Regions from separate parts of the Mus musculus genome. Here region 1 is linked to region 2. A link is a loop called in an ENCODE intact Hi-C map of the cell type or tissue named here. Cell type or tissue: left cerebral cortex. All regions are shown on one strand. Each heading gives the region's core, and the rest is flanking DNA. Links, peaks and the distances in the headings are about the cores only.

The links. A loop is a pair of places that touch in the nucleus more often than their neighbours do. Peaks named below come from ENCODE experiments on the same cell type or tissue, not always from the same donor. Only the 100,000 strongest peaks of a DNase experiment are listed, where the experiment ranks them.
Region 1: it touches region 2 in a loop (4-fold over the local background); 2 of 42 quality-filtered maps call a loop at or near these places.

What each region holds. Positions count from the first base shown.
Region 1 is chr14:61,032,693-61,049,183 of GRCm38, reverse strand. It overlaps Tnfrsf19 (tumor necrosis factor receptor superfamily, member 19), which reads left to right and starts at 2,329. Exons shown (of 10, transcript NM_013869.5): 1 at 2,329-3,069. It overlaps Gm41167 (a long non-coding RNA gene), which reads right to left and starts at 11,247. Exons shown (of 3, transcript XR_874677.2): 1 at 11,077-11,247; 2 at 10,641-10,745. In left cerebral cortex, for the core only: a CTCF peak has its summit at 11,821; DNase peaks (open chromatin) are centred at 11,434, 11,687, 12,740, 13,310 and 4 more places; H3K4me3 peaks cover 2,786 bases; H3K27ac peaks cover 3,088 bases.
Region 2 is chr14:61,165,693-61,182,183 of GRCm38, reverse strand. It overlaps Sacs (sacsin), which reads right to left. Exons shown (of 10, transcript NM_015788.2): 3 at 8,736-8,886; 4 at 2,875-2,962; 5 at 1,154-1,239. Among named protein-coding and RNA genes, the nearest start is that of Sacs, 35 kb to the right of the region's middle. In left cerebral cortex, for the core only: a CTCF peak has its summit at 8,701; DNase peaks (open chromatin) are centred at 6,452, 8,776, 9,337 and 10,490; H3K4me3 peaks cover 1,931 bases; H3K27ac peaks cover 990 bases.

The sequences.
Region 1 (16,491 bases), core at 5,398-13,397, 130 kb after region 2:
AGTTTGAATTTAATATTACTTGGTTCATCATGAACAATATACTAATCTCTCTCTCTCTCTCTCTCTCTCTCTCTCTCTCTCTCTCTCTCTCTCTCTGTGTGTGTGTGTGTGTGTGTGTGTGTGTGTGTATACCAGATTCCCTAAGTGTATGGTAGATAACACTATCTAGATTTGTGTAACCCATTCTGATGTTTGCATGATAGATTTCTCAGAAAAAAAAATCCCCATAGTTAAATGACACATGACTTTATGTCAAGTATAGTGATAGGTTCCTGGACACAGAATATCTAATTTTATTTCACTTATCTGTGTTCTCTTTTAATCTTTAAAATTATTACATTTATTTATTTATTTATTTATTTATTTAATCGTGTGTGCATGTGAGCTCAGTGAATAACATGTGGGTCCTAGGGATGAAACTTAAGTCATTTGACTTGGCAGCAAGTTTCTTGACTGGCTGAATGATTTTGCCCACCTTCTTCTGTGCCTCCTGGAGGTAAAGGGGATGAGCCTCCCCTTCAAGCCCTCAACTGCCTTCAGAGTCTCAAGGGCTGGGCCACACACATCTCACATTGCAGGAAGTTCAGTTGAGCACAGTGCAAACAAGCCGTCACTCTTCCTTGGAGACCAGCCTTTAGCCACCCTCTGCATCTGGGGACAGCTGGGGCTCTAACATCAGGGTTGATTCATTTCCCACATGGATAGTTCTTGTCTCAGAAAAGACCAACTCAAGTGCATAGGGCTAAGGCATTTGAGCAACCAGTGTTGCTTTGTGAGATTCACGTAGAGCTGGTTTGACTGGCGTGTTCCTTGAAGCTGTAGCTTCCAGATGCCTTCTGGAAGCTTCTAGAAACATAAGCATCTGAATTCAATCCTTGCCCATTTCCCATGGGTGGTAAACTGTAGAGACCTGTAAGCAACTTGCTCACCCAGAGATAAGAGCACCTAGCAGTTTCCATTGGCTCTGGAACAGCAAACTTGATGAAGGCTCTGGGCATGGACCCTAGACCATGGAACATCTGGGTTACCTCAGAGAAAAGTCAGCCTTCTTGGAAATAGTTTGCCCCTGATTTCATGAGTCCTTGGAGCTCAGGAGCTCTGTAGGTACAGGTGTCTTGGGATAGTATGCAAAAGCATGCCTGCTCATTTGAAGGATGTGAGGCTGGGTACATTGTTCAATTGGTGGAGTGCTTGTTTAATATGCATGAAGCCCTAAGTTCAGAAACCATAATCACATAAACTGAATGTAGCAGTGGATGTCTGTAATTCCAGCCTTTAGGAGGATCAAGAGTTCAAAGCTGTCTTTGAATAAACAGCACTTTTGAGGCCAGCTCATGACACTGGAGACCCTGTCTCGAAAAGGAAAAAGAAAACAAACAAGTACAAAGTAAGCCCCATGTGTCTCAGGGACATTTCAGAGATGGAGGGCATGAACAGGCCCTGGGGTTCAGCCTCCACCTCCCACTGGGGAAAAATACTGGAAACCAAATAGATCTATTTAAGTGTTACAATGAACTCACAAACCAAGTATTTTGCCATCAAGATTTACACAGGAATCAAAGACAGCTGGAGATAGACAGGGCATAAACTATTTTTAAATATCACACCAGGAAAAATGAGATGCAACTGATAAGAGAAGGAAGTCACAGGAAGGAAGTGGGTTCCTCTAAGGGTGCTGCAGATGATATTTTTCAGTGCCCTTCTGCAAACAGATGCAGTTCCATCATATAATGGAAATCTTTTCTCTCTCCCAGAATAAACAGCTCCATGTTCAAAAACATGCCACATTCCGACCACAGTGCTTTACCAGCCTCGTGGGTATTCTAAACAACGGACACTAAGTTCCGTTTTACAGTACAGAAAATAAGGTGGCGATTTCTCAGCTGGATCCAAACTGTGATTTGTGCTTTGCCTGGGACAGAAGCTGTGGAGTGATTGCAAGCAAATGCTTTCCTCTAAGTCACCTTTCTGTGACTTTTAGGAGTCGCTAGAGGTATCCATGATTGCAACTCAGAAGGAAGGCATCCTTTGTTGTTGTTGTTTTATTAGGACCCCAAATTTAGATTAACAAGCTTCTGACCCAGGTGTCCAGTGAGCTAGTGGCGGTATCTCTGTAAGTTGTAGTATCCACTCCTTCACTCAATGAAAGCCATACTTGACTGGCGCCACCTGTAATACTTTCACCAGGAAAAGACATTTTACTAATTCTTAAAGACTTGTCGCAGTATGTGTGTGTTGGGGTGGGGAGCCGCGCGCGTGGGGTTGGGGGTGGGGAATCAAGCTTTTTAAAACGTTTGCCTGTGACCCTGGCGGTGTAAGGCAGGTGTTCGGAGAAACGGCCTAATTAAACACTGCTGTGCCGCTCTGCTGCGTTTCGGACTACCCTGCTCTGGTAGGGACTTCGTGCTTTTTGTCACAGGCAGCGGCTTGATGCTGTCTACTGGAACCTGCAACGATCCAGGACCTTACAGGCCCGGAGCACAGAGGCCCAGAGCAGTCCTGGTGTGTCCCTCCCAGCCAAGAGACACACTGCAGGGCTGTCGCGGGCGAGGCACAGACCAACGCGACTAGAAATCAGGCTGACTGGCTTCTCCCGGCCAGCCCCACGGCACGGCATGATGTCATGGGAGCTGCCACTCAGCGAGATGAAAGGGATGCGGCGCAGCAGCGCTGGCACTAGGCAGCCCAGCTGGGGCACCGCGAGAGAGAGCTGCAGATCCAGCCGCTCAGCCCAGGCTGGGGAAGCCTGCTCTCCAGAGCTGGGGCAGAACAACGTGGCCCACGTTTAACAAAAGAACCAGACGGTAGCGAACTTTCTAGATCTGCGCGCGTAGCGAGTAAACTCAGCCTTGCCTTTGATGCGCAGCAACTGATCGGCGATCAGATTACAGGCACTCCATCTCCTAGTTCGCCTGCCTTTGATCTGCGCGGGTAATCCATTTTCCTGGATTTGAAGTTTGTCTGGGCTTGCGCCCACACACATTTTTGGGAAGGTAAAAGCGTTTGGCGCGGAAGTGCTACCAAGCTGCGGAAAGCGTGAGTCTGGAGCACAGCACTGGCGAGTAGCAGGTAGGCGTTCGTGTGTGGTTGGAACTTTCACTGCGTTTTCCTCGCATGTTCAAAGGGGGAAAAATGGCTATCAGCTCCCAGCAAGCATGCCTGAAGCCAAGTCCAGCACCAGGCTGCGTGCACGTGAAACTGAATTTGATTCTTGATGCAATTGTTTCGCGGTTTGCACAAGAGTTTGATATCTGTCATGCAAATCTTACTTGGAAGTGAGTAGTTCCAACAGGACAAAAACAGAGCCTCGCTAATGTTTGTTGCCAGCAGGGTTTCAGACGCTGGAAGCTGGGCTGGAAAACCTCCTCTTACTTTATTTAGAAACGGTGGGATTCTGTTAACACCCCCTCACTCCCACCCCACCTTCCTTTCTCTTCCCCTATCTCCCCCCACCCTACGGAGCAAAACTCCTCTCTAGCAATCCTAGCAATATTACTACTTTATTCTCCGGCCTCCGGGAGATGTGAATCTATCGCACATGTGTCCTTGCCATTCGCATTCCCAAGGGAATCTCTGCAAAGGCATTTAGGACTGAAGCCTTTCAAGTGTAAAGCGGAGGAACTCGGAAACAGGGAGCGCCAAGCTGCGTTAGGTTTGGCTAAAAATACCCAAGCCAGGCTCTGTAACCTCTGAAAATAGGAGAAGCTTTGTTTACAGAAACACTCCCGAGGTTAATATTCTTAAATTAACATTTACTCTAAATATATAGTGACAGCTGTTGTGAGTTACAATTTGCCAACTGTTTACCAAAACTATCTGGCAATCAACAGTTATTATGTTACATGAAGTATTTTAGCCACATTTTCACTTCAATTAGTGCCCTACAAAACCAAATTATACTGGGCACCCAGCTTGCCAGTTAACTGCTACTTGTGAATTCATAACTTCTACACACACACACACACACACACACACACACACACACACACGCACGCACGCACACATACACATACACACATGCATACACACAGACACAAACACACACAGAAACACACAAATACAGAGACACACACAAATACAGAGACACACAGAGACACACAAGCACACATACACACAGACACACAAAAACACAGATATACAAATACAGAGATATACACCGACACACACATGAAGACATACACTTAGATGCACACAAACACACACACATAGACAAACATACAGACACAAACACACACAGACAGACACACACACAAACACACACACAAACACACTCAAAGACATGCATACACACAGACACAGATACACACACACACACACACACACACACATCTTTACACTGAACTTCAGACACTCAGGACAATAGGACTTAGAGCTCTGTACCTACATTGGCCCATCCTAATATTCTGGCCCTGGGTTTACTTGGTAAAATACTTTATTATTGTCACAGTGGTCTGTTTTATGTTAGGTGTGCAACAAGGAAATGTAAATGATAAGAATAGTTGCTCTGCATTCTGAAATACTGATGAAAGGTCTTGAAACTCCTGTTTCATTTGTGATTATTTTTTTTTCTCATCTAACTAATTAAGTTACTTTCACAACTTTCCTCTGATAATCGGAGCCACTTTGCATATTTGGATTAATTTCAAAGCCTGAATAGCTACAAAGCAGAGGCTATTTAGAATCATGGTAAAGTGACTGTGTTTAAAAGTGAATCAGTAGGAACGGTGCCCAGATCTAACTTGTGTTCAGTTATGCCAGAAGGATGTTTCTGTTTTGGGGGTGGGGGTGGGGTGGGGGAAGGGGGAGCCACCAACCATGCTTATGACAGTCTGGGTCTTAAAACATTTGGTTAAAAGAGTCTCAGTTAAAACAGAAAGGTAGTCTTTTTAATGTAATAGCAGAACCAGTGTGTTTGGAATGTGCTGTCCTGCTCCGATGTGGAGCTGGGAGATTGTTCTAATGATTGTTTATTTCGCTGCTAGGCTCATTTTAACAAACAGACTCTCCTCAGTGCAAAACAAAGAGGAGAATTAGCAATTATCTGATTTATTTAGGCTTTGTAGAAAACTAGCTTGGGCAAGTCAAGTCCTTGAAAATCCACTTCAGTGCCTGAATTAATTCAGTTAATTGTTTACTTCGTGTGTCTTTGTTGGGAACTGAAACCCAGCGCATTTCATTTCGGTCTTAAAGAAAAGAAGACTCTTGCTATGGCACAGGGGGGCTTCAAAGGCCCTTTCTTAATTAATTGCCACAGATGCCTTGGCTGGGAGTAGATATGTCTATGACAGTTCTCCCTTACAATATCGCATTTTTTTTTCAAAGCATTTCCTATCTATTGCTTCAATGGTAGCTTTGTTCCCCCAGAAAGGCCAAGTCTTCAAAGGCCTCTCACTTCTACTCCTGATGCTGCCACTAATTAGCTCCATGACCTTAAGAGAGCCTGCACACTGCTGGTGCCCTTGAGTGTAAAGCAAGGGGCTTGGTCCAATCGTTTTCTTTCCCTGGGGTGAGCAACACTGGAATATCTGCAGCCCTTTTGCCTGTGGGGAGACTGAGAAGGGACAGTGAGTTGCTCTCTGGTTTTCCTGAAGCCCAGGGCTGACCTCCTGAGCCTACATGGTCTACCCTTCCAATCGCTTAAGCAAATGTGCTGTGGGGCTGAGCAGAGAACAATGTAGGTTTGAAAGGTAGAAATAGCTACTTCCTAGTATAATCCATTCCTTTGTCCCCATGAGGGACATGTCAGCTGGATCTGTTGCAACCCTTTCCAGCTCTTCCTCTGCTTCTGTTTTTCTAAATGTTTCTGAGTTATCCAAACATAAGATTTGCAGCCTTCACTTTCCTTTGCCTTCCTTAGGGTTTTTTGTTTTGTTTTGTTTTGTTTTTGTGGTTGTGTGTGTGTGTGTGTGTGTGTGTGCGTGCGCGCGTGTTTTCTTTTTTGGATAACCTTGTGCCTCCACTTTTCAAATGCTGGGATCACAGACATTTGCCACCATTCCTGACCCCCTAACAGTTAAAGTAACTCTCATAAAGAAATAGGTTATATCAGTGATGTACGGAAAATGTGTGTCTATTGGGGGGGGGGAAGACTATGAATGGACTTAGCATGACATAAACAGTGTTTTTCAAAAATTGGTATTTTCTTAGGAGCTGGTGGGATCTCTGAAAAGTTTAGTAGTTAGTTAAAAAATTATTACTCCTAAGTGGAGACTTGTCACAGGATTTTGTGAAAGTTCTATTTGTCAGTTCAATACAGCTTCGTGTCCAGTGGGCTAGCCTGCTCCACTTTAGTTGTGTTGAGTGTCATGACATGCGTTCTCATGAATTCTTTTGTTTTCTTGGATTTTGTGGTGAAAATTTTTAACTTGACTCTTGATTAAATTTTATACCTGTCTATCCCATTTATTGTTTTATTCTTTATTTCACTAATTATCAATGTAATACCAAGCAAGCATTCCAGTCACACAAATAGTAGATTTTTAAAACTTTGTCTCATTTAAATGAACAACTAAGAAAATTGTTATTTCTCCATTTTATGCAGAGGAAAAGTGAGTCCAAGAGGAGTTGAATTACACGTCAGGGTCAGAAGGTTAGTTCAGCAGGGTGCAAATGTCTATCTAACCTCAGATCTTAAATTCTTTGTTCTCGGGCAGGGCAGTCCTTTAGTAACAGAGTTGATCTCTGCTGTGAGCAAATACCGTTCCTAACATTTTGGCCAAAACAAACAAAACAAAATAGTTCCCCCCCTCCTTTTTTTTTTCTTTCTTTCAACATACTTTGTAAGAATTATTGGTTGGCCTAGACTCTCAAGTTATAGAGAGCCTCAAAATAAACTTTTTCCTCTAAGAGTAAACTGAACTCAGGCACCCATTACACTGGCTGGTCAGAAACTGCCCCTGTGACTCCAGGCCAGGCCATTGTGGGAAATCTTAGGATTCTGTGCTCCCTTAAAGGGTGATTCTGGCGCAGTCCCTTGATCCCAGCACTCAGGAGACAGAGGCAGGCAGATCTCTGAGTTCGAGGTCAGTCTGGCCAACAAAGTGAGTTCCAGGACAGCTAGGGCTACACAGAGAAACCCTGTCTCGAAAACCAAACAAGAGAGAGCGGGGAAGGTGGTGGAGATTATGTGAGGATTTGGAGAACCCAGAATTTGATCCTGGCTTGATTATAATCTTACTGTGTGACTGTGAGCAGGACTTCCACCTCTGGCCTTCAGTGCTCCTAACTCCCCACTCTAACTGGTAGCCATGGTTGTTAAAAATACTTATATGGCTGCCCATTTTATCTTATAAATATTTATACTTATAAATATTTATATAAAAATACTTTTAACCACTGCCTATTTTATTGCTTATATTTATAAACTTGGTTATCATTGGAGAATCTCACTTGCATGTTAATTAATTCAACAATTTAAAAAATACATTTTATTTATTTATTTTGTGTACATGTGTATACGGCAGGGTGGTGGCGGTGGTGAGCACATGCCAGATCATGTGTGTGGAGATCAGAGGATAGCTTGCTTGGGTTGGTTCTCTCCTCCTACAGTGTGGGTCCTGGGGATCGAACTTGAATTAGGGTTGGTAGCAGATGCGTTTGCCTGCTAAGCCTCTTGATGGGTACATATTCAACTGCTTTTTAATAAATATCTACTATGTGCCATGTGCTGTGAACTAGCCTCATAAAAATCCACTATTTTTGTATAACCAGCCCTCTAGTCCATTTTCCCATGGAGTCGTGTGTTATAGTGCAAACTCCCAGAGTCAGACAGCTTTCCATGAACAATGCCAGTGTGCCATCTCAGAGAGGGGGTCATCTGAAACTTTTCCCCAGAGAAAGATGTTACTTCAATACTTTATATGTTTTCGGTGAAAAGTTTCTAAACGAGTGTGTTCTGTGACACTCACACATTGCCAAATCTCGATTTAGAAACCGAGCATAGAGTTTGGCAGTGGTAGTGTATACTAGAAAACCTTTAATTCCAGAGGTGGGGCTGAGAGAGGCTGCCAACTCAAGCCTGGTTTACATGGTGGATTCTAAACCAGCCAGGACTACGCAATGACATAACAGGGCCCCGTCTCAAACAACAACAACAACAAAACCTACCTTAAAACTAATCGTAAAAACAGTACCTCTTTCAAGAGTCTCATAGCAACTTGGCTTTTCCACTTAAAATCTCATCCTGTTGATCTGATCCAATGCTTAACAAAAGGGGAAAAAATGGTCCCAGCCCTAATTAAAATCACGAGTTTTATTCCGAAGGAGCCTAGTAATCTTTTCTCCTTCTCACACACAGGGTCTCACTAGGTACCCCAGGGTGACTTTGAACTTACATCCTTTCTGCAGCAGTCCCTCGTGGCCCCACACTCAACTATACCTTGTGATTCTTTCGAGAAGACCATTGATGCTCAACTGTGGGCCTGGGCCCTTACTTCATGGTGTTACTGGATTGTACAAACATTCAAACTTCATGGGCATCTGAGGCCTCAAAGTGCAGGGGTTCCAGGTCCCTTTCCCATTGTCAGTGGTTATTTCAGTAATTTATTGTCATTTATTGACCAATGTCTTGCTGTGAATGGCGCCATTTACAAAGCACATACTCTGTGCCAAGAACTAGCTTAGGAGTTTTAATGTCCGGTGTTATTTATCAACCTCCAGCAAAGCGACTTGTTATACCGATGAAGAAGGGAAATATCCAGTGGTTAACTACGCCAAGGTCATACAACTAGTGGGTGCCAAGTTGGCATCGAGACTAGATTGTTTGATCCTGGTGGTTGCGTGTGCTCACAGTTGGGTCTCTCTGCGAAGCGAGCTAACAGGCTAACTGGCAAGATCCATCAAACACACGAAAAGATCCAAGAGCTAATGAGCTGAATAATGGGTTACTGTCTCCAAGTACAAAGGAGGTCGGACAGGACGGCAGCGCTTGGCTGAAGTCAGAGAAGGTAGTCTCTGGTCAGCAGATTAAATTTCCCCAGACACCATTTAGCTACTAGCATGATTGATGCTATCGGACGTGAAAGTTGAAGCAAAATCTGCCCCTTCTCCAGAAGCGTTTTGAATCCTTGAGGAAGAACGGTGGAAGTCCATGCATCCTCTTGCCACAAGGATTGGGAGAAGTGCTGAATTGTCTCAAACCTTGGAAGGGAGGAAATAGAGTTGAGGATTAAGGGAAAATATGAGCGTCAAGACTTCCTGAAATATGAATAAAGAGTCAAGGAAGGTAAGCAGGATGCACGAGCATAATGAGGAAGCTTCCAGAGCGCAGAAAGGGCAAATTCAGGACATAGTGGAGGGTAGGCAAGCAGACCAGTTTGGTCAGAATATAAAGCAAGAGGTCTAGAGGAAGATAAGGCTGAAAATGTGGGCGGAGCCCAAGTGTGGAGATCTTTACATGGTAATCCAAGGAGTATAGATGTGCCCCCTCCCAAGAGCAGCCCTAGAAGGGCAGACCACAGGCTGAGAAGGAAGCTGTGGCCCCCATTCCAGGATGGGAGTGGGAAGGCCTTAGGAGAGGTGGAGGAGGTGCTAGGTAGGCATTAAAGGAACAAGAGGGGTGAGTGCCAGAGATCTTGCGAAGAAGGAAGCAGATGTTTAGTTTGCTAAAGATGAACTGCCTACACTACTCTGTGAGGTTCTGGGATACCAAGAAAAAAAAAAGGCATGCCCTCAAGAGATGGAGGTGTTGTGGGGAAAGAAGCAGCTTGACTAGGGTTTGGGAATGAGAATGAGAGTGACGCCGGGCGTGGTGGCGCACGCCTTTAATCCCAGCACTCGGGAGGCAGAGGCAGTCGGATTTCTGAGTTCAAGGCCAGCCTGGTCTACAAAGTGGCAGGACAGCCAAGGATATACAGAGAAACCCTGTCTCGAAAAACCAAAAAAAAAAAAAAAAAAAAAAAAAAAAGTGTTAGTGACACATAGGCAGGGACAAGCACCCCTGCCTTGATGTTCAAATAAACTCAAGCACTTAACTGTGAACCACCTACGAATAAATCCCGAGATTTGTGTCCTGGTGTGCGAGATGCAACGTCTCCACCTTTAAAGGTGACTCTTGAGAGTGACAATGTTTAAGGTTCCCTTCACAGGTGTCTAGCATGCCACCATGTTGTTTGCAGCGTGGTGTCAAAAGCTGTGTTTTAGAAGATTAATGATAAAAAGCCATTCACTCAACAAAGTATCCTTTGTATCCTTTGAGATTCTAAGAAGCAAATTCCATCCCTAGAAGTACTGTTGCCTTAGGGAAGGGCAGATCAACACAGGAAACAGTTATGTAGCTCTGCATCAAAGTCGTGGATTGGAAGGACCTTATCAGCTGAACTAATCACTGAAGGCACAGGACAGGAATGGCCTGTATTCCTGTAGCACAGCGCAGATCTATTTTAATATAAAATGGGTTACATCGAACCCCTTCTTCCTAAACATTCAAACTAGGCTGGGAATTATAAACCTGTCACAGGCATGGGGAAGCCACTAAGGCTGGGCCTGTCTTCTGCTATGTCCCCTCCTCATGGCCAGTGGTTCAGGTTTAATGGTGATCCTAGCCCTGGGACAAGGCTGGTCCTGAACAAGGAGGAACAGTGGGCACTGACAATCTGGTACCCCAGGCTCAGCCTTTGGAGGTACCATGCAGTGAGTGGTACCGTTAGAGTATCCGTTTGTGAGTTAGATCCTCAGTCTTCAGTGACCCAAGCTGAAGGGTTATAGCCATAGATGTGGCTAACATCTTCCTCTGTGTGTGATGTGATCTGGCAAGGGAAAAGCGCAGAGACGTTAGGGAAACACTGGAGGAGAGAGGAAGGCTCCCTGCTAACAAAACCTGATAGTCTTCGTTCCGCTACCCCATCTGCCCTTGTTCTTCCGGCACCCACTATCCTAAGCATCCTGATATGGAGAGCCCATAATTTGAGCCCAGGGCCGGGGTTGGGAGAGACAAAGCATGCCCAGCCATAACTGTGAGACAGCTATGATACCGGGTGTCAGGGCCTGAATGGGGGATCAAAGTGACAAACTAGAGGGTGGCAGGGACTCAGTGGGAGTGGTTAGATTTGGGAGCCTGGCTGGGGCACGTGAGGTTACCTGGAGTCTGCTCCTATTTCCTCAGGGACTAACTAGAGGCATGGTGAGATTCTGGGAGAAGAGGCCGATCCGGGGGCGGGGCTCCCAACGAGCAGGGGCGGGGCGGGTTCCAGCTGCAGCGGTTGCCGGGCTACAGAGAAGAGTGGCGGCAGGGCTGCACTGTGCGCGTGGGGATTCCGGTGCAGCCTGGTGCCGGCACCCCCGCGCCACCCCAGCCTCAAACTGCAGTCCGGCGCCGCGGGGCAGGACAAGGGGAAGGTAGGTGCCTCTGCAAGGGGACCAGATAGCCCCAGGGGATCGGAGCCAAGGGGAGGCGGCTGCCTGAGCGGGGAGGGCTCGTTGCCGAGGCGCACGTGCTAGAAGCGGGCTGAGTGACAGCCCTGGACAGCTAAGTCACTTGGGGGGCGAAAGCGTGAGAGACCGGACTTAGGCTCTAGTCTGTGAAGGAGGCGTTTTAAAGGCACATGTGTGTGGGTGTGCAGATCACGCCTAGCCCATCCACCCTCTCTCTTGTCCCCTGTCCCTGGGAGGGCATTGGGGGCCCCAGCTGGAGCCCACGTCCCACTGCGCAACTGCAACGGAGCGGGCCAGAAGGGAACATTTAGAAAATCCATCTGTAGCCCAGAATCATTCTCATTCCGTGCAAAAAGGATTCTTGAATGCCAGCAGCGTTGCTAGTACATTCTGAGCCAAGCATGTCATAGCTTTGGAGGAGAGGAGTGCTCACTGGCTTCTCAGCGCCCCCTGCCACTTCTTGAACTACGAGTTTAGTTATGCTATTTCATTATTTTATTCTTTTTATTGGGGGGTGGGGAGCAGGGGCGTCTATTCCTGTAGTTCAGGTTGGCCTCAAACTTACATTGCCCAGGCTATTCTTGAACTGAGTCCTCCTGCCTTATCTTCCGAGTACTGAGATTACAGGCAGTCTTCTTGGATATCAAGTTTGGTGGCATCCAAAACCTATGATCAGTTTTAGTAGCAGTAAACTAACCACCAAGCCTCTATCTAGCATCCTAGAACGTTCATGGCATTTTTTTAAAAAATTTTAACAATAAGATTCCGTTTTCAAACAAAAGTATAAACACTGTTGGGTGTTTCTCTGAGTGAAACAGCTTAATTCAATCTATTTATGAAGATGTGATCTTTACTTCAGCAACATGTCCTTTGACTGCAAGACAGATTATATACTCGGGAAATGGATGTTGTTAGACACAGTTTGTGTAAACAGAAGAATTTATTTTTGTGTTACCATTTCATGGTCAGTTTCTTCCATGCACCGGGACGGTTATATTACATTAGTTCAGGATTTACTCGGAATATTTTCTTTGGAGAAAGATTTGTATCTAGAGGATGAAGAACTGAGTACTCACGTAGAAGACAAGTTTTGAAGTATTCAGAGGTGTGGGTACCAAAAAAGAATTTTTCTTTGCATGTTGAGTTGGTGTGAAAGGAATGCAAAATATAAAAGTGTCTTGTGAAAATATTTCCTTGGCATTAATGCATGAAGCATTATCATAATCTCTGTAAGTTCTTTGCTTTTTAATCAATGAAAAGGTCTTATGACGTCTACTTTATTACCAGGGCCACATGGCTTTATTGACTTAAGAATTTTCATTTCCATAGTAGATGTTAACTCTTGAGATGTTCTGCTAACATTCCCTGGGACAACTGTATGAATTATGTCTGTGGTGGAAACGCCTAAAGATGAGCCCAGGTTTGAATCTGAAGCCAGCAGATAGGAACTGTTATAAATGGGAAATGGCAGTGACTGCATCGCATAATGCCTCTCCCAGCAAAAGACTGGTATAAGGGACATTGCTAATATGCATGGTATGTGTGTGTGTGTGTGTGTGTGTGTGTGTGTGTGTTTGTGTGTGTATGTGTGTGTGTGTCCATGCTCATGTGGACATGTGGAGGCCAAAGGATAATTGAGTATTTTTATTACTATTTGCCTAGTTTCCTTGAGACAGATCTCTCACTGAACCTATAGATTGTTCTTTTAGGTACCACCAGAGAACTGCAGTCCACCTGCCTCCTCTCCCAGTACTAGGCTATAGGCACTTGTGGCCATGCCTAGCTTTTTTATGTGGGTGCTAGGAATCTGAACTTAGGTCTTCATGCTTCTAGAGCAAACACTCTTACCTCCTGAGCCACCTCCCAGACTCCAACAAAAACGTTTAAAACATTTTTTAAACCTTTACTTTTATTTTATGTGTATGAGTGCTTTTGTGCATGACTGTATAACACATGTATGCGATGCCTGCAGAGGCCGGAAAGGGTATCGGATTCCCTGGGACTGGAGTTACCGATGGTTGACAGCTTCCTTATTAGTGCTGGAAAATGAACCCTAGTCCTCTAGAATAGCAACTTGTGCTCTTAACCACTGGGCCATCTCTCCAGCCTCTAAAATGAGTTTTTAAAGCCTCAAAAAAAAAAAAGACAGAAAATTAATGCAGCTGATTAAATGATTCAGAACTTAATTCATATATATTTCAGAATTTAAATGAGCTGTAAGCACAAAGACAATGAATGACTCAGGACTGGCAAGTGACTTAGCATGCTCTCTTTAGTTCATTAACGTAATTTACCAGTTAGAGTGCTTGGGGAATTTACAGTATGTTTGAGACTTTTAAAACAAATATGAGCAAGTACACTAACCCTCATGAAAACTCCCTTCTTCTTTTCTGCTTATTAAAAAAATCTCTGAACCAGGTCTTAGCTTAGTTCAACCCTCTAGACCAGTTCCACCCCAAACTTACCACAGCACGGTCAGAAAGCTCCATGCATCATTAATGACAAAATTCCAAATTGTTTTAAGCCTGACAGATCAGTATTTAAGATCAAACGTTTAAAATTCTAGACAAGGCCATCAAGTCCCACCAGGGCTGAATCCAGGTTGACTAGAAATGCCCTCCTAGAATAAGTGTGTATTCCAAATGAATGAGTCAGCAGCTGCCAGAGTGAGCAGAGGCCACGGAACAGTTAAATACATGTGTCCTGCAGCAGGTGACTGTTGGCTGTCCCTAGGTTTTGTGAAGGAAACTCCAGCTGAAGGACAAGACAAACGAGGCAGTATGAAGAGAATCGCCTCTGATTTGCAGGCTGCGCATGGAGTCCATCCATCATACTTTATTTTGTTGGAAGTGTTTACATTGGGAAGTAAGATGTTTAAACAGAACTGGGTCCTCTTCTAGTGCACACGTCACAAGGCATATACTTTTTAGGCTATGGGATTAAAACCCAGGCTTTGAAAAGAAAAAGAGCCATCCATCAGTAATTATATGAGACTGTGATTATTGCGCTTCTCTTCCAAAAAAGAAAAAGACAAAAGCTTGGATGGGTCTCATGAGGAAATTCTGGATGGACAGACACAGCCTGGTTAGAATCTACCCAGGCTTCCTTCCAAAATAAAAATTTAAACAGCTGTGTCTTAGGGACGGTTGTGCACAGTGCCGAGAGCAACTGTGCATGAGTCCTTGTAATCAGCGACACTATGAGTGTTTTATTTTTATCTTAGGATAAATTTTTGATAAATTTCAGAAATGCACATGTTTTGTTTTGTTGTGTTGTGTTTTAACATTGTGCCTGTTAAGTGAACATTTTGAGAATTCTGGCATTTTAGGATAAACGTTCGATAAATTTCAGAAAAAAAAAGTGACATCATTTATCAACAGTGTACTTGTTAAGTGAACATTTTGAGAATTCTGACATTTCCCTAGAGCAAACAGGATTGAGTTTATAGCTCAAGAAATACAAAGAATTCATCTCAGAAACCCCTTCCTGGACGTGAAGTTCTGTTAAAAAAAGGCAAACTTTGGGGAATTTGAACTGCTGTGTTTGGCAGTAGAAAACCTTACTGCTTGTGGAGTTTTTAGGCACAAACATTTCGTTATTTGGAAGAGAATCACTCTGGCTTCCCTTCCTGTGTGCACGTTCCTCTCACCTGTACACACCTCTGCAAGCTTCCTGGGCTGCCAGGGTGGCCACCTCCCCTTGGTATGAGTAAGGATTCTCAGAAGACAGTGAAGTTAGGGTAAGATTAAGAATAGACACAGGCTGAGGCTTATCGTCCTATTTGAAAATAGTGTTCCAAAATTCTGATTTTTCTTCTGCTAGCATGTGGGACTGGCAGGACTTCCAAGCCACTTATCTGGTTATCCCAATGTGAGCATTTGCATTTATTATATTGGCTTTATTTCCATGGTGATTTTTTTTTAAGCAGTAAGCTTGTGGATTTGCTTAAGTGTTGTCCCATTCCTTTAATGTTTCATCTTATTGCATATTAGAAAAATGCAGGGTGGAGCATAACTATACATAATGTTATAGTCCTGCTAGATGAAAACTTAAATGTTCCATCATGGGTTAATAAATAGTTTTCAAGAGGTAGAAAAACAGCGGCCAGGTGTGGAGCTTGTTCCTATATGGTCTATAATAGAGAAAATGAGGCAGGAGGTTTGCTGTGAGTTTAGCCTGCATAGTGACACTCTATCTCAAACATCAAAAGTAAAACTAAACTAAACTAAACTAAACTAAGAGATGGAAGAATAAAAAACATTATTTGTTCTGTAAAACCTTTTGCGGATTATTCTAAGTATTCCTAGAGTCATATGTTTTGATAATCCAGACTAAATATAGATGTTTATTTAATGTTAGAAATGTTTCTTATGGTTTAAGCTAGAATGATAAATATTAGCTTTTCCTTCTTGGATACAATTGCTAACCAAGGTTGATCATCCCTAGCCCAGAAATCCAGAACCTGAAATTAGGCAAAATCTGATATGAGGCCACGTGTAGAAATTCCACAGCAGGAAACTTCAGTTAAGGCCAGGCATGATGGCACACATCTTGAATCCCAGCACTCAGGTGGGGAGGTGGCAGGGATTGGAGAAGACAGTGGCAGGTGGATTTCTGCATGTTAGGGGCTAGTCAGGCTACATAGTGAGACTATTCCAAATAAATCCAAACAAGAAAGCACACTTAAAATGTAGATAAATGATCTTCAGGCTATATGGCTAACATAAATATAAAACATAAATGGATTTAAGGTTTAGTACTAATCCCGCCCTCAAGCTGATTTATTATGTACACAAACATCTTCCAACACCTGAAGACTTACCAAATCTAAAATGCTTTTGGGCCCAAGCATTTTATTCTATTTTGGAGTTGTGTGTGCATGCACATAAGTTGTTGGGTGCCTTCTCTCCTTATCCCCCATCTCATCATTTTAAATATCAAACAAAGCAAGTTTTATATTGTATTATACACAATTTAAGCAACACAATGAACAACATGGCTCTACACCTACCAGCTAGACTTTACATTATTTAAGTTTTATGTGATGTATACAAAAATCAACTCTATGTTAAGTTCATAGGGCAAATATTACATTAAGGCACTTTTTTTTTAAATTGTAAA
Region 2 (16,491 bases), core at 4,357-12,356:
GCACTAAATACCCAAGGATTAGAGATGCTACAGAACTGGCTACAATAAAAACATCACAAAAAGAGCAAAGGAGGCCAACCACAGGAGTCCTGGCACATCACTCACTCACTTCTGACCCAACTCCTGTAGCCAACAACTGAATCCTCACTCTGAATCCATGTGGATCATCCCACACGGTCCTCCCCAGCCCCACGACAACTCCATAATCATATCCTTCATTTCTCTAGCAACCAATAGAAAAAAAATAGCTTTCAAACTAGCCTTCTACAAGCACTATCCTGAAAGCCACTGGCTGCCATTCTGAAAGTCCCACTGAAGAAGCTAGTCCAGTATCCCTTAAGCCAGTCCCCGCCACACAGCCTTTGTGCCTGTCTCAGCATGACAACATGAGCTACTAGACCTAAAAACACTGCTAAGCTGGAAGAGAAATAAGGGCTAAAACACTGAAGATGAGCATAACAAGGAGGGTACAGAATAACTCACCTACTGCCCCAGCTCACTAAGGAGGGTTCTTACTGAACACCAAACCTAATTTCCACAAAATCTTCTTTCATTGCCTTTTTTGTGGATGTTTAAATTTTCCTATTAATAAGTATATTCATATTTAAAGAATATATCCCGAGCCATGTCCATAACCCAGCACTGAGACTGAAGCAGAAGCATTATGAATTTGAGGCCAACCGGGACCACAAAGAGAATTCCACTCCATCTTGGAGGAAAAATATTATGATCATATGTAACATAGACATAAATAAATAATTACCCTATTAAAGTAAACTCTCTCACAAAACAGCCTCTAAATCCAGAGACGAAACAAGCATATGTTCCTGACCTCTCCATGGACTGGTATTAGGCTGCTGAACTATTGGTTGGTTATTTGATTGACAGCTGGTGCATGCCCAGGGCTCACTGCTCTACAAGAGCATTCCTAGAGGACACTGTGTTTAAAGGGAGTGAGTATGCAGCAGCCTAGTGTGGCCCTGTACTCACAAACCCTCCTCCCTTCACACCAACTGTATTCTCATTTCTACCCCCATCAGCTATGCACTGTGGCCATGCAGGCAAGGCAATACAATCAAGTCTAGACCAGATGCAAACTCTTAAGTGCTTCGCTCTGAAGGTAAAGCCCACAGGACTCCATCAGATCTCCTACCTTAAGGATCTGTCCTCCTTCTGGATATCTTCTTAAAATATCCTTGAGAAAATCAACAAGTGGTGGAGTTGTTTGACCAAATCGACCTAAAATGCAGGATATATTTTACAAGACTTAGAAAAATAGGATTTCATGGCATTCGTCCTGTGTGTGACTTGGTTCTGTCGCATGGTTTCGGGTATGGCACCGCAGAATCCTAGGACCAACTCAATGGAAAGTAAAGGCAACTCAGTGGTATGGAGTCTCACGACAGTAGCTGCTGACACATTAGGTTTCTAAAGCTTTTTCCAAGGCATACCTTCACAAACGGGTAATTCAACAGCAAGCACCGGGTCAGAGGGGTAAAGGTGCTGCTATTTTTTAAGGTGATTAAATAACTGGTGCTGTGTATTGCTCCTGAGACAAAAAACAAGTCAGGAATAATGTCACTTATTGTCACATTCTTATTACTCTCAAATGTAACTGATACTCTGATGGCTCTGCTGTTCAATGACTGACCAGGTTAAGAACTAAGTCCTGCCTGCACTGTTCCACCCCGGCTGGCCAGGCCATCCTCAGATAGGTGGCAGGAAGATGTAAAGAGGAGGATGGAGAAAATATTCCTTAAGAACAAGAAAAATTTAAGATCTGCCTATAAATAAAAAATAATAAAGTGATTAGACAAAGTAACCATCACCATAGGCTGGACCAGAGTATCCCATTCTTTAGGATTCAGAATATTTGCACTAATTAATAAAGTATCTTATGGATGTAATCCAAGGCCAAAGAAGAAATCCATGTATATTTAGTATATATATATTTAGATATATTGCCTGAGGGTAATCTATATAAAATTTTTAGTGTGCCTGTGTTTTTACTATAAACTGTCATGAGGTCACACAGTGAACTTTTCGTTGTTGGCATTAGATGCCTTTGGTCTATTTTTAGATTTCTGCATTAGGAATTCTCAACCTGTACAACTTTGTATAATTTTGACATAATCATCACCGAGACCAAGACTGAGCAAGACTATGTCAACAGATTTCTCTCATCACAAAACTAGCTACAGCCACCATTTCCTTCTGGCTTGGGCAGCCCCTTCCTGCATTCTGTCGTATGCTCTCATTTCATGTTTAATATAAAGCCTTTAGTCCAGGCTACTTTACTGAAGTGTCTACAAAAAGATACAAATACTTAATGCATGAACTTGGAGGTCACTATCTACGACCACGAAACTATCAAACATCATTATCATCACCACCATACCTTATCAATCACCTCCAAATGTTTCTCCCAACTCCCTTTAGTTTTGACTTTATTCCTTTTGTGGAAAAGCATTTAAGATGTTCCTTCTTCACAATTTAATAACTTTGTTTGCTTGATTGTTTTGAAATAGGATCTTGCTAGGTAGCCTAGTCTGGCCTCAAAAGATCCTCCTGCCTCTGCCTCCTATGTACTGAGATTACAAGCATGCACATCATGCTCCACTCTCCTTAGCAAGCTCTTCAGTATACATTACAGCACTAACACTGGTCAGAACTGGGCCCTCCACTGTGCAGCAGATCTCCAGATCTCATCTGTTTTATAAAGCTGAAATTTCATCTTCTCGGACCAACACCTCTAAATTTCACCCTCCTCCCAGTTCTTGGTGGCCACTATTCTCCCCTCTGTTTCTGCATTAAAATAAAAATCTTTAATGGACTAAATTGTGGCATATACTTCAGGTAAAATCAATATTATACCTCCCCCCTTTAAGCCTTTTGATTGAAGGTTTACAAAAAGATGACAGGTTTTAGAAGTCAGGTCTCCAATCTTGATCCAATCAGGTATCTGAAAAAGAGAACAGAAAATGTGTAAGATGCAACATAATGTAGTGCCAAGGAAGTGTTTGTGAGCCACAGAAGACCAACCAGGAGCCAATCTGATGCCATCACACATCAGGAGCCGATCTGATGCAATCACACAGGGTATTTACTTAAAAGCTCCAGCTTGGGCTTAACTCACCGCTGACCCACAGGATGGTTCTGGTGAAGAAAAGCCCTGAACACTCATCGGAACAAGGTTTTATAGACAATGGCAAGCGAGGGGTGAGTGTTTCTAGAGTGGCAAGCATCTAATTGGGGTGCTACTGTGGCCTTTAGCATAACTGGCTGGTGCTGGGAGCCAAACCATAAACTTAACTTCTGCTTCCCTCCTGACTGGTGCTTCTTAGGCAGGGGTGGGGCGGTGGGGGCTGTAACCTGGAGGTGCAGATTTGTTGAGGAATAACCGGAAACTGGTGTTAGATGCTGGATTTGTTGGGGGCATAACCTGGAGATGCAGGTCTTGTTGGGGGGTAGCCTGGAAACTTAAGCTAGGCTCAGGTTTTAGTGGGGGGTAACCTGGAAACTGAAGCTAGGTACTGGCCTGTTAGTTTACTTGAGTTTAAACTTAGGTCAGGTTTTCTAAGATGGGGGTCTGAACCCAAAAATCTGGTCTCTCAATAACATTAATACTATCACTTCAAAACTTTCTCAAATGTTTTTCATTCAAGTAATATTAACTATCCTTACCAAGAAATAAGTTGCCCTCATGGGAACATTACAGAGGGCAGAATAGAATGCTAGCTAAAATCTTTATGGAATAATTAAGTTAGAATTTTTCTTTAAATAATTACAAATATAAACAAGTCTATTTCTCTTCTATCATATAATTCACCCCCTTCCTTTCTTCCCACCCTCTCTTTCACATGCTAGGCAAGTATTCTGCCATTGATCTACACCCCCAGCCCAAATCATCCCAAATTCTCATTTTCAAATATGTAAAAGATGTTAACACAAACATCTTTTTAATCAAAGATACCAATGTGTATTTGGTATGCAGCATTGCTCCAGGAAACTGCAACAGATCAGAGGATAAAATTTTGGCATATTAATATGCATGGCAATTTTCTTGGGATTAATCTATATGGAATTTTCCTAAAATAGCAATACATTTTTCATTTATTTTCAGAGATATCCCATAAAATTGTGTTCCTAGACATTCCCTTTGGAAATCATTACCATATATGCCCCTAAAAGGATGGGAGTAAGCTGTAAACATGCCTGAAACATGCCTCAGTGTTTGTCTTCCTGTCCCCAAAAAAGGTGGGTACTTTAAAAACTCGACCTGGAAAAGGTGAGCTCACAGCTTTCTAAACCTCTAGCACCCTCATCTTTATTTCACACTTCAACCAATAGTGTCACCACCTACAGGCACCTCAGAGGACCATCTCTCCAACCAATAGTGTCACCACCTACAGGCACCTCAGAGGACCATCTCTCCAACCAATAGTGTCACCACCTACAGGCACCTCAGGGGACCATCTCTCCAACCAATAGTGTCACCACCTACAGGCACCTCAGGGGACCATCTCTCCAACCAATAGTGTCACCACCTACAGGCACCTCAGGGGACCATCTCTCCAACCAATAGTGTCACCACCTACAGGCACCTCAGGGGACCAACTCTCCAACCAATAGTGTCACCACCTACAGGCACCTCAGGGGACCATCTCTCCCCAGAGCGCCTCTGCAGCTACTTCTAGCCCAAGTGCATACCCTCCAGTCTCTCCAGCCTAACCTGCGTTTCTCCACTCCCAGCATCAGCTGCTCCGCGGCTCCCGGGCTTTAATAACCAGCTCCCACTTGGTCTCCTTACTTTCTGTATGTCCTTGGTTATACAGCAGGGTCACATCATACACCTGCCGGCCCTGAGAACTATCCTGTGAAAACTAGTGCATGCCTTACACGAGTGCTCAAAGAAACGTAGGTGGGAATACTGACTGCCACTAACAAAACAACAACAATGACAACAACAAGCAAAACAAAAGCCAACTTAGAAATAAACCAAATGTTGTGATATATTTGCATGGCAAAATATCACACAACAATGAATACTGACCAGCCAAGCTATATACACTTTAGATGGATACTAATAAAGAAATATTGGGTGAAAAAAAGCTCCCCAGCTTATTACCTAAAGAAAGATAAGCTCCTTATAACAGGCATAACCAACAAAAGTAAATGGAACATTGTCTGGGTTATATACTTAGGTTACACATACGTATTAAATGCAAACAAGAAGATATCCATTACGTCATCATGGGTGATCATTCCACTGGTCAATTAACCATCTAATTACAAAGGAAGTAATACATAAACCAGGGCTCATTAGTCCAATTTGGGATCACTAAGGTGTGCTGGGAGAAAAAAATGGCAGAAAATACAAAAGAAGGAAACCTATGACGTTTTCAGGTTTTAAAGAGAATCAACTACAAGAAACTAATACCTAAAATAAGTGTATTAACTGAGGTCAAACACTTAACAATCTGGTAGACTATAATCTCTGTTGCTATCTATCACAGGGCAGTGAGATGCCTAAAAAGCAAGCTGGCTGTAAGACATCCTCAGCAGCACTAGCTCTTATGGAGTGTGCCAAGATTTGGGGGTTTGTATAGGCTCTCTTCCCTTCTCTTCTGGATACTGCAACCAAGGAAAGAAAATGCACCTATTCCCCCCAGATGCAATGTACCTTCTATTCAAAGTGCCCGTCTCAATGTTTTGAAAACGAGTATCAAATCATTAGAAGCTTCGTCTCGCCAGCCAGCCTCATTCTCCCTTACAAACCTCGGAGATAGGCATTTCAATTACTACCAAACAGTGACTCTATTAAACAGTATGATAATATAACTGTTCAGCAGATCACCCAACACCTCTTTTTTTTTTTAAAAAATATCAATGACACAGGGAGATGCTCAAGAGTCAAAATCTGGGGGGTCGGGGAGGGACATGACACACTTGTGATGAATTAAAAGAGAAAAGCTAAATCTCCATCTACTATCTATTATCATCTGCCTCTCACACTAAACTATTCAGAATTTAATAATGTCAATCTAGAAAGTCCTAAGCAGCAGGGACTGAGAGGTAAAGAGGGGAAAGTCCGCCTGAGAAGAGAATGCCGACACCCTGTTTCTTCAGAGCATTAAATGAGGTGGTAGGTGAAGAGGCCACAGAGCACAGCGGCTGAAGCTCAGCAGGGTGTGGAGATCATAGAACAGGGCCCAGGAGCTCAGTGATGCTCTTCCCACACACTCCCCAGATACAGAAAGGGAGAACTGCTAAGCATCAGCCACGACCTATCTCTAGCCCTGACCTCTCTTTCTGAATCCATCTGCAGTTGTGAGCTGACTTTCAGTCCTTACAGTCACAGACCTTAGCAGTGACCAGACTTTCAAATGGGAAAGCAATTCTGACACATGAATTTGGCCCCAGTTACATGTACATGGTGGTGGCAAGCAGGATCTGGGTCACCCACTTCTCCGTTATATGCATTTTCCTAATTCCTTCTGTGTCTCACCATCAGCTGAACCACATCTAAAAGCAAACTGACTGCCACACTTGTTCCAGAATGAGCTGCCTCTGTCATCTGCTAAGAAACCCTTGCTCTCCTGGTCTGGTTCCAGGCTTGCAAACATGCCTATAAAGCCTTCTGCCTTAGTTTACTTCCTCGCTCCTTCCTTTAGGTCCATGTGGCACCAACTGCCACAATTCTGTCCTTTACAAAGTGCCCTGTATATCCCTTCATTTGCTTATTTGTAGTTTGTGGTGTTGGTGTTGGTGCTGTTGTTGTTGGTGGTGGTGGTGTGTGTGTGTGTGGTATGTGTGGTGTGTGTGTGGTGTGTGGTATGTGTGTGCATGCATGGTGTGTATGTATGGTATGTTTGTAGTATGTGTGGTATGTGTTTGTATGTATATGTGTGTGTTGTGTCTGATATGTGTGTGTGGTGTGTGTATGTGTGTGTGGTGTGTGTATGTGTGTGGTGTCTGTGCATGTGTGGTGTGTATGTATGGTATGTGTGTAGTGTGTGTGGATTGTGTATATGTATATGTGTGTTGTATCTGATATGCGTGCATATGTGTGGTGTGTGCATGGTATGTGTATGTGTATATCTGGTGTGTGTATGTGTGTGGTTATGTGTGTGTGTTATGTATGTATGTATATGTGTGGTGTATGTGTGTATTGTGTCTGATATGTGTGTGTGGTTGTGTGGTTGTGTGTGTGTGTGGTGTGCATACTGTGTTATGGGTATATGATGAGGGCACACCTGTGAAGGTCAGAGAACAAGTCTTAGAGAAGGCTTTCTCCTTCCACTGTCACGTGGGCTCCAGCATTAAGTTCAATTGCCAGGCTGGCACAGCACTGAGCCTTCTCACGTCCCCATGCTTTCAATTTCACCTTCACAGCCATAGTCTCATGACCTCAGACCAGATCAGTGATGGGCCTGGATCTCTTTCACCTCCCAACCACCCAATCCAAACAATATGACCACTTCAACCACCCCAAATCTGAGTCCTGCACAGGCACCTGTAAGAAACTATTCCAGTGTCAAGAGCTACAACTGAGTCATGTTACCATATGCATTTAGGGAACACGACAACAAAGTAGACCCAGGAGTAAAGTGGGAATAGACACAGAAGAGCAAACCCATAAAGGCGGGTAAGAATGAAGGTGTCACAGACAAAGAAAGCAATAACAGTGTGTTCCTCTGCAGGTCTGCCTCAACTCCTGGGGCAAGCCAATGTCTTCGAGTCAGCAAACACCCCTGGGGAATATGATAAGAAATGACCCGTCTGTAGAGGTGCCTGAGAGCAGGTCACCAGAGATCTGTCTAATGTGCAGGAAACCAGAAAAGCTACCCAGTGGATAAAAAGCCAGGACCACCCTGGAGGGCTCTGAATTAAGCAGTATGGAAACCCAACTAGAAACGCCATCCATGACACTCAAGTAACTCCTGTGATTTTATTTGACTTTTTAAGGCCTGGAAACGATGATGTTTATCACATAAGAAAGGAAAGATACTAAAATTAGAGAACAGGATCATTCCCAATAAAGCTTAAGCTTCCCTTTCAAGAAAACTGTAGCGTCTGCCCCATCATTTAAGAATACAATTGAACATGTAAAAATGTTCTCATTTTCCTAAGTATTGGTAGACTAAGCCGTTCATTAGCACTTCAGAAGTTTCAGGTTTTCTCCTCAAAATAACATTTTGGGGATTAAGTTATGTCTGAAGACCCTTTTCAGTTGTAAATTTCTGTGATTCAAAGAAATTAGTGTAGAGAATTTGCTTAGCACATGCAAAGCCATAGGTCTCAGTCCCAGGACCACAAAGAGAGTGGGAAGGGCTCCAGAATTGGCTATTTTAAAAACACCATTCTTGTTAAACTTAGAAACTGAAAAATATAAATGATGGTCCCGTTCTATCAATGGTGATGTCTGTGAATTTTAAAAACTCCCTGGTTCACAATGCCCATCAAAATACGTGTCTTCGTTTTAGGCAGTTAAGATTCACAAATGTGGAAATTGTAAGTGCAAAAGAAAAAAAAAGTCAAAAAACAAAACAAAACAAAAACAAACCAAAACCTACAACCCACAACCACGCTCCAGCCATTCTGCTCCAACTCTTTACAAAGCTCTATTGACTCATCTGAGCATCAGTCTTCCGTGACAGACAGGAGCCGGTGAATTTCCTGCCGCCAGTAGGCGACTGCGCCCATCTAAGAAGGCAGGCCTGGCGCTGACCTACCTCCCTGTCTCCGCGCCACAGTCGCTGCTCCGCCACCGGAAAGCTGGTCTCAGCGAAGATGCGCTCCTTGAGGTCCCGCCCGGTAGCGGTCGCCGGCACCGCCACGGTCCTGCAGCCCACGCAGCCGCGGAGCACGGTCACGCGGACCCACCTGCGACAGGCAAAGGGACGGACGGTCAGCTGGGTTCGCGCGCGGCCGGGCGGCACCACCCTCCCGCCCGGGGTCTCGTCACCTGTCCCCCATGGCGGGCTCCCCAGGCCTCCTCCTCACGCCCAGCCCTGCCGCTCCGAGAGGTCCGCCACTGGCCCTGAGGCGGGGATCCTCATGGCAGAGGCCTGTACCGCCGCAGCGCTCTGCCGCAGCCCGCAGAAGGGCAGAGGAAGGCGCCGCTGCGGAGGAGGAGCGAGCCCTAGCGCGCCGCGCGCTCGGGGCTGCAAAGGGCCATGTAGGCGTCGCCCGCAGGCATGCGCAGCCCTGGGACCGTTATCTGCGGAGCAGCCCTTCCGCGTAGCCACGCCTTCTTAGACGCGCCCTAAGGGCCGCTACTGTTCTTGGAGGAGCCTCAGGCCCCGCCTCGGCTCCGCCCCTCTCGTGGATGGCAAAGGACGGACCCGCCCCCTTCTTAGGCCACGCCTTCCTCTGACACACCCCGCACACTGCGGTTGTTCTGAGGAGACTCACGTCCCGCCTCGACCCCGCCCCGTTCCCCCGTGCAGCTAAGGACCGCCCTGCGCCGGTCTCCAAGCCACGCCCCTCCCAGGAGCGCCCTTCGATTGCAAGGATGCTTGGGACCGGCTTTTGCCACCCCTTCTCTCCCAGTCTATTCACTAAGGAGCAGCTCCAGTGGCTCTCTCCAGGCCACACCTCTCCCGAGCCCTCCACTCAGAAGTGACTGCTGAAGAGCAGCCTGGCCCTAACCTAACCCAACTATACTAAGCAGCCGCACAACCCCACATGCTACACCCAGGTACCTCCTTCCACTTAACTTCTCACAGATCCTGATGAAAATAGAAAAACCAAACCCCTCATCTATTACAGCCACGCAAAAGCTACTTGGTGTAATAGTAAACGCCTGATTGTTATTTGAAATATTCTCATGTACTAAAAACTCCATTTTAGAGTTAACCCTTTTAAAATGATATTAATTACCACTTCTCTTGGCTCCCTTCCATATAGTCAGGATTCATCATTAGGAGTAAAAACTACCCCGAGAGCTCCTTAGAAGACCATAATGTTAGTCAAGCTTTCCTTTCGCTGTTGGAACGGGTCAGTTTCATCAATTAGAGAAAAATACTGAAACTCAGTATAACGATCCTGCCTAGAAACCCCGATAGACAAATACTTGATTTTTAAATTAGATAAGCCTATACAAGTGAATGCATTGGGATATCAACAAATAGGAAAAAATATTGATTTTGTCTATCAAGTGAGATTCCCCCCATTCCAAGCCCCTCCCAAACACCATGCCTAGCACCTGTAATGTGACATGTACCACCCAGACCCCAAGACAAATCTTCAGGTTAAATGTCTTCAGAGTTCAGAATGCATCCCTCTTCCTCTGTCTTCCTATAAGATCTTTCTCTGGGCACCAAGCAGGATGTTGTAACAATAGAACCTAGGCATGGAGTGGAAGCCCTGACAGGAAGGACTGACCTCAGCCATCAGGCATGCCACAAGAGAAGCAGAGTCAGCCCACAAGGAGGCTGATCAGAGGCAGCTTTGAACCTCTAGAGCAGAATGCCTTTGGGATACATCACACAATGTCATTACTCATGGGAAATGCAGATCAGAACTCAGGAGAGATGCCAGAGCTAGTGGCATCCTAGGCCGAGGAGTCACTAGCTTCTTCAGATAATAGTCATAAAATCTACTGAAGCTACTGTATCCCAACTGGATACACCCCTGAATGACAAGGACACCCAAAGAGTGAGACAACGTATCCTAAGCAACTGTTTGGGTAGGCCTGGTTGCAATTTTACCAGCTAGAGTTCTGGACATGTACTTGCTGGTGGTTGCACAATATCATGACTGTGATGCCATGGAACTGCACGATTCAAAAGGACTCTGAAGGTAAATCTTATCCTATGTGTACCACCGTATTAAAATATGTTCTCCATTTTGTTTGCTGAGACAAAGCACAAGGCGGTTCTGAAGTGTCAGGATTTTTCTGCCTCTGCCTCCTTAAGTGCTAGGATAGGCTACATGGTCATGTATTCAGCTGTTTTTCCCCTTTCTTGTTCAATATTTTTAGGTAGCACAGAAACTCTAAAGAAGTTGATAAGAACAGCTGTCAAGGTTTGGAGCCAGAGACATGAAAGGCAGGCAGCAGGGCAGTGACCACATGTCATATCACAATGATACATTTCCTGTTACATATTGACTGGCAGGCAGCAATAAGATTCAAAAGACTGCAAAGGTAAACTTGAACAGCTAGCAGATGACTAGGACAAAGTAGCAAAATAGCAACAGGATAGTCATTAGTCTATCAGTGTGTGTGTTGGGGGGGGGGGAGTTGGTCTACTTTTTGTATGCACAAGGGACTTATTATTTTTGTTTGTTTGTTTGAGACAGAGTCTCACCATGTATCCCTGGCTGGCCTAGAATTCACTACATAAACCTAGATGGCTTTGAATTCATAGAGACCCCTTTGCCTCTTCCCCCTGAGTACTGGCATTAAAGGTATGTGCCACCACACCTTGCAAAGATAAATGGCATGACTATTTTGACAGAAGCCATCAATAAATAGATGAGTCCAGAGAACTAGGAATCCGGGGCTGGGAAGATGGGTCAGTGGGTAAAATGCTTGCCATGTATTCGAGAATCTGAATTAAGATTCCCCACCCTTGCATATAAAAAGCTGAGCCTGGTGTCTGTAATTGGGAAGGAGTGGAACTAGACAGATCTCTGAGGTTACCGGCCAGCCAGTCTAGCCAATAAGTGGTCTCCATGTTCAGTGCAGAGACCTTTTCTCAAAATATATGAAGAAATAAAGGATGAAAACAAGCCACATAAGCTTGCAGCCTCTACACTCACCTATGCACACACATGGACATGGGCAATGCATATTCTACTGAGGGGCACTCCATCTTTAGTGAAGATCTTTATGAATCTGAAGGGAAAAGTGATTTTCACAAGTTGAAAATCGCGCAGCTTGGAAACAATAAAGGCAGGCCTGGCTCCACCCTGCAAGCTCCTCCCAGGCAGGAGAGATGGCACTAGTGGGGATCATGGAAATATGCATTGTAACAAGCAATAAAAGTAAATAAAGCTGCTGATTTTATGCTTACATTACAAAGAAGGGAGAGAAACAATAAGCAAGTAGATGAGGGATAGACGATCCCTCCCTGTAAAGTCAGGTAGCAGGACACACCATTTAAAGGCCATCCACAATGAAGGAAGTGTTCCACCCTCAGAGCAAATGTTAATTAGAGGCTTGAAGAAAATGAAGTGGAGCTTACATAGCTCCATGCATTGAAGAAAGGGACCCGGAGTCAACATATATGACATCTGCTTTCACATTCACATTGTAAGAAACAGGAAGAAGAGATGAGAAAGGAAGAAAGGAAGAAAGAGAAAGAAAGAAAGAAAGAAAGAAAGAAAGAAAGAAAGAAAGAAAGAAAGAAAGAAAGAAAGAAAGGATAAAGTGAGGGGATATGAGGAAGTACAGAAGGAGGGAGAAGGAGGAGGAGGAAGGAAAGATAAAGGAAGAGGAAGGGAAGAGAAAAGGAAAAGAGGATAAGGAGGGAAGAGGAACAGGGTGAGAGAGAAAGGAGGGGGAAAGGGGGAAGAAGGGGGCTTAAATGGAGGGGAGAAAGGGTGGAAATAGCAAAGAAAATGCAGAAGAAAAGAGGGATAGAGAGGAAAGAAGAGAATGGATGGGGAAGGGGAGGAGAGAATGAAGAAAGGAGGAAGAAAGGATAAGAGGTAATGAAAGAGAAGAGAACAAGGAAGGGAGAAACAGGGAAGGAAGAGAAGGATGATGAAGGAAAGGGGGGCTGTGGGAGGGAGAGGAGGAGGAAAGTGAGAAGGAAGGGAGAGGAGGATGAAAGGGGGAAGAGGAGGAAGTGGGGAGGAAAAGAGAGGGCGAAGAGGAGGAACATCATGGAGGGGAGCAAGGCAGCAAGTAGGCATGGCACAGGTAGCTGAGTGCCCACATCTGACCCACAAGCAGGAGGTAGGAGGGCTTGGAGCATGGTAAGAGTGGGGCACAGAGAGAGACTAAAGTCTGGCACAGGCTTTTAAAACCTCAAAGCCTACCTACCCCCCAGTGACACACTTTTTCCAACAAGCCACACCTCCTAACCCTCCCTGTGCTGGCTAGTCTTGTGCCAGCTGACACACAAACTGGGATTAGCTTGAAAGAGGGAAACTTAATTGAGAAAATGCCTCCATAAGATCTGGCTATAAGGTATTTTCTTGATTGGTGATTGATGGGGAGGGCCCAGCCTATTGTAGGTGGTGCTATTTCTGGGCTGTGGTCCTGGGTTCTATAAGGAAGCAGGCCAAACAAACCAGGGAAAGCAAGCCAGCAAGCAGCACCTCTCCATGGCCTCTGCATCAGCTCCTGCCTCCAGGTTTCTGCTCTGCCTGAGTTCCAGTTGCGGATGAACTTCCCAATGACTTCCTTTGGGGATGAGCAGTGATGCAGAAGTGTAAGCCAAATAGACCCTTTCCTCCCTGTCTTAGGGTTTTCATTGCTATGAAGAGACACCATAGCCAGGTCAACTATATGTGGACAACATGTAATTGGGGCTGGCTTACAGGTTCAGAGATTCAGTTCATTATCAAGGCGGGAACATGGCAGTGTCCACGCAGGCATGGAGCAGGAGGAGCTGAGAGCTCTACATCTTGATCTGAAGGTTGCTGGAGAAGACGGTCTTCCAGGCAGCTAGGAGAAGGGTCTCAAAGCCCACTTCCAAAGTGTCAAACTTCCTCCAAGACCACACCCACTCCAACAAGGGCCACTTCTCTGAACTTCCTAATAGTGCCATTCCCTGGCCCAAGCATATTCAAACCACCACACTCCCCAACTTGCTTTTTGGTCTTGGTGTGTTTCACTACAGCAATAGAAAGCCCAACTAAGATACTTCCCAGAGTTCCACTAACTAGGGACCAAGAATTTAAACACATGAGCCTATTCACAACAGCCAATTCTCATTCAAACTACCACAAGAAAGGAGGGAGGGAGTCAGAGGGAAGAGAGAGAAAGGAAATGAGAGGGTGAGAGGGAGAGGGGAAGACAAAACCATGAGAGGAAGGAGGGCAAAGAATGAAGGAAGAAAGGGTAGGATTTTTAAAGGGAGGCAGAGGAAGAAATGGAAATAACAGAAAAAGAAGGGGAGAAGAGGAAAATACCATGTGTGTGGGGGAGTGGGGGGGTGTTGGTAGGGAAAAAGACAGGGAAGGAAATGGATGAAGGATAAAAGTAGAGGAAATAAGGGATAGAAAGAGGGAGGGGGAAGAAAGGGAGAAATAGGAAGAGAAAAGTGGAGGAAAGTAAAATGGAGCCAGAGACAGTTTAAAAAGATGGAGGGGAAATGAGGGAGGGATGGAAGATGGAAAGATGAAGGGATGGATGAAATGGAAGGGAGGGGGAGGAAGAGAGAAAAGGGAAGGGGGAGATGGGAGGGAGGAAAGAGGAAAAAGGAGATAAAGAAGAAAGGGTGCAGAAAGAGGAAATGAAAGTGGAAAGGTGGAGATTAGAGGAAAGAAGAAGTCAGAGAAGGGTTGAGGGGAAAGGGACTAGAGGGAGGATAGGAGGATTGAAAGGAGAAGGGAGAGTGAGAGGGGTAGCGGAGGAGGGCTAAGGGCAGGAAATGTAAATGAGAGGGAAGGAAGTAATGCACAGGGCAGGGAATAGATGAAAGAAGGAAATGATGGGCAAGGAAGGGGTGATAGAAGAAAAGAAAAGAAAAGAAAAGAAGAGAAGAGAAGAGAAGAGAAGAGAAGAGAAGAGAAGAGAAGAGAAGAGAGAAAGAAAAGAAAAGAAAGAATGGTGGAGTGGTAAGAAAAGAACAGTGAGAAATAAGAGGGACAGAGTGTGGAAAGGGTCATGAAGGAGGAGGGGAAGGAAGGAAAGAAGGAAAAAGGGAGATAAGAAGCCAGGAAAGAACAGGAGATGGAAGAAAAGGAAAAGGAAGGAATATGTGAGGGAGGAAAAAGGCAAGAAGAGCAGAGAGAGGGAGGGAAGGGGAGAGGATGTGGGGAAATGGGGGGAGGGCAGAAGGTAAATGGGAGGGAAGAGGGAAATAGGAAAGAAAGGAGGGGAAGGGAGGAAGAGGAAAAGTAGAAAGAAATAGAAAAGGGGAGGGAGGAAGGGGAAAGAAAGAAAGGAACAGTGGGAAGGAAGGGAAGAAAAAGGGAGGGTAGGGAGGGAGGGAAGGAAGGAGGTCAGAGGGAGAAAGAGAGGAGGGAAGTGAGGAGGCAAGAAAAAGGGGAAAGCACAGGAAGGAAGGAAAGACGAGAATGGGAAGGAGAAGAAAGAAGCTAGGATGGAAAGGGGAGGAAGGTGGGGAAGGGAGAGGAAGGAAAAGGGAAGGAATGAGAGAGGAAGGAGAGAAGGAAATGTATACAAAGAAGGGAAGGGAAGAAGTGAGGGAAGAGCCAGAGGAAAGAAGGGATGGAAAGGTACAGCAGCCATGAAAAAACTTAGGCCCTGGCAAGTTGGGACACGCCTGTAAACAGCTTAGGTGTTTGTCCTCTGGAAACACCTTTAATCTGGGCCAAACTTTCTGCTGGAGGCCTACATAAGGACAATGGAAGAAGAAAGACTTCCTTCTTCTTTGCCTGCTTGCACTTGCTTGCCAGCCCATCTGTTGGAACTTACTTCTTCAGGATTCTGGCTTATACAGAAGACCAGCTGAAACACCCAGTCTCATGGGACCAGCAACTACTATATTCTTGGACTTCCCACTCACAGCTGCCCATTGTACAGACAACAGACTGTAAGTCATTTCAATAAATTCCCTTAATATATAAAGACACTCCGTAAGTTCTGTTAGTCTAGAGGTCCTGACTAATACACACAGAATATCAAATTTTCTGTATGCCTCGTTTCTTTCTGGAATATTAAGCTTCATATTCACTACAAATCTCTGTAGAAAATGTCTCCAGTGTCAAACTACCTACTTAGTTGAGGAGTTCTTCAAACTGGTGTCTATTCCTGTGACATATTAGTTTTTGTTTTTAAGTATGGATTTTTTGACAAAACGCCAGACAAGGGCAACTTAAAGAGGGGAGGACTTGTTTTGGGTCACAGTGTGAGGTTACAGTCTGTCACAGGTGGGAAGGCATGGCGGCAGCTGGTCACATTGCATCCACAAGCAGGAAGCAGAGACAAATGAATGCTGGCGTTTCGCTGGCTTCCCCCTTTCCTTTCCTTCTTTTTATTCAGTCCGGGACTCCGGCCCACGGGAAGGGGCCACCCACACTCACGGTGGGTCTGATGCCTGTATACCAGGCAATTTCATGTCCATTCATGTTGACAATGAAGACAAACCACCACCCAACACGATGTCTCTTCCGGAGGAACAATGTCACATGTATTTGTCCCTACAAGACAGCTTGTGTGCACAAGGTTGTATGTATACAAGTGTGTGCATGCTTTGGTGTGTAGTATATGGTAATTGTCTCTCTCTCTTTTTAACACACTGTAAGTCTTTTGGACTCTAGGCCACCGTGAACTGTTAAAGCTGGCCCAATAGCTAGACTTTAAACCATCAGTACCAGATGCAATTGATAGGTGTGGATGAGAAG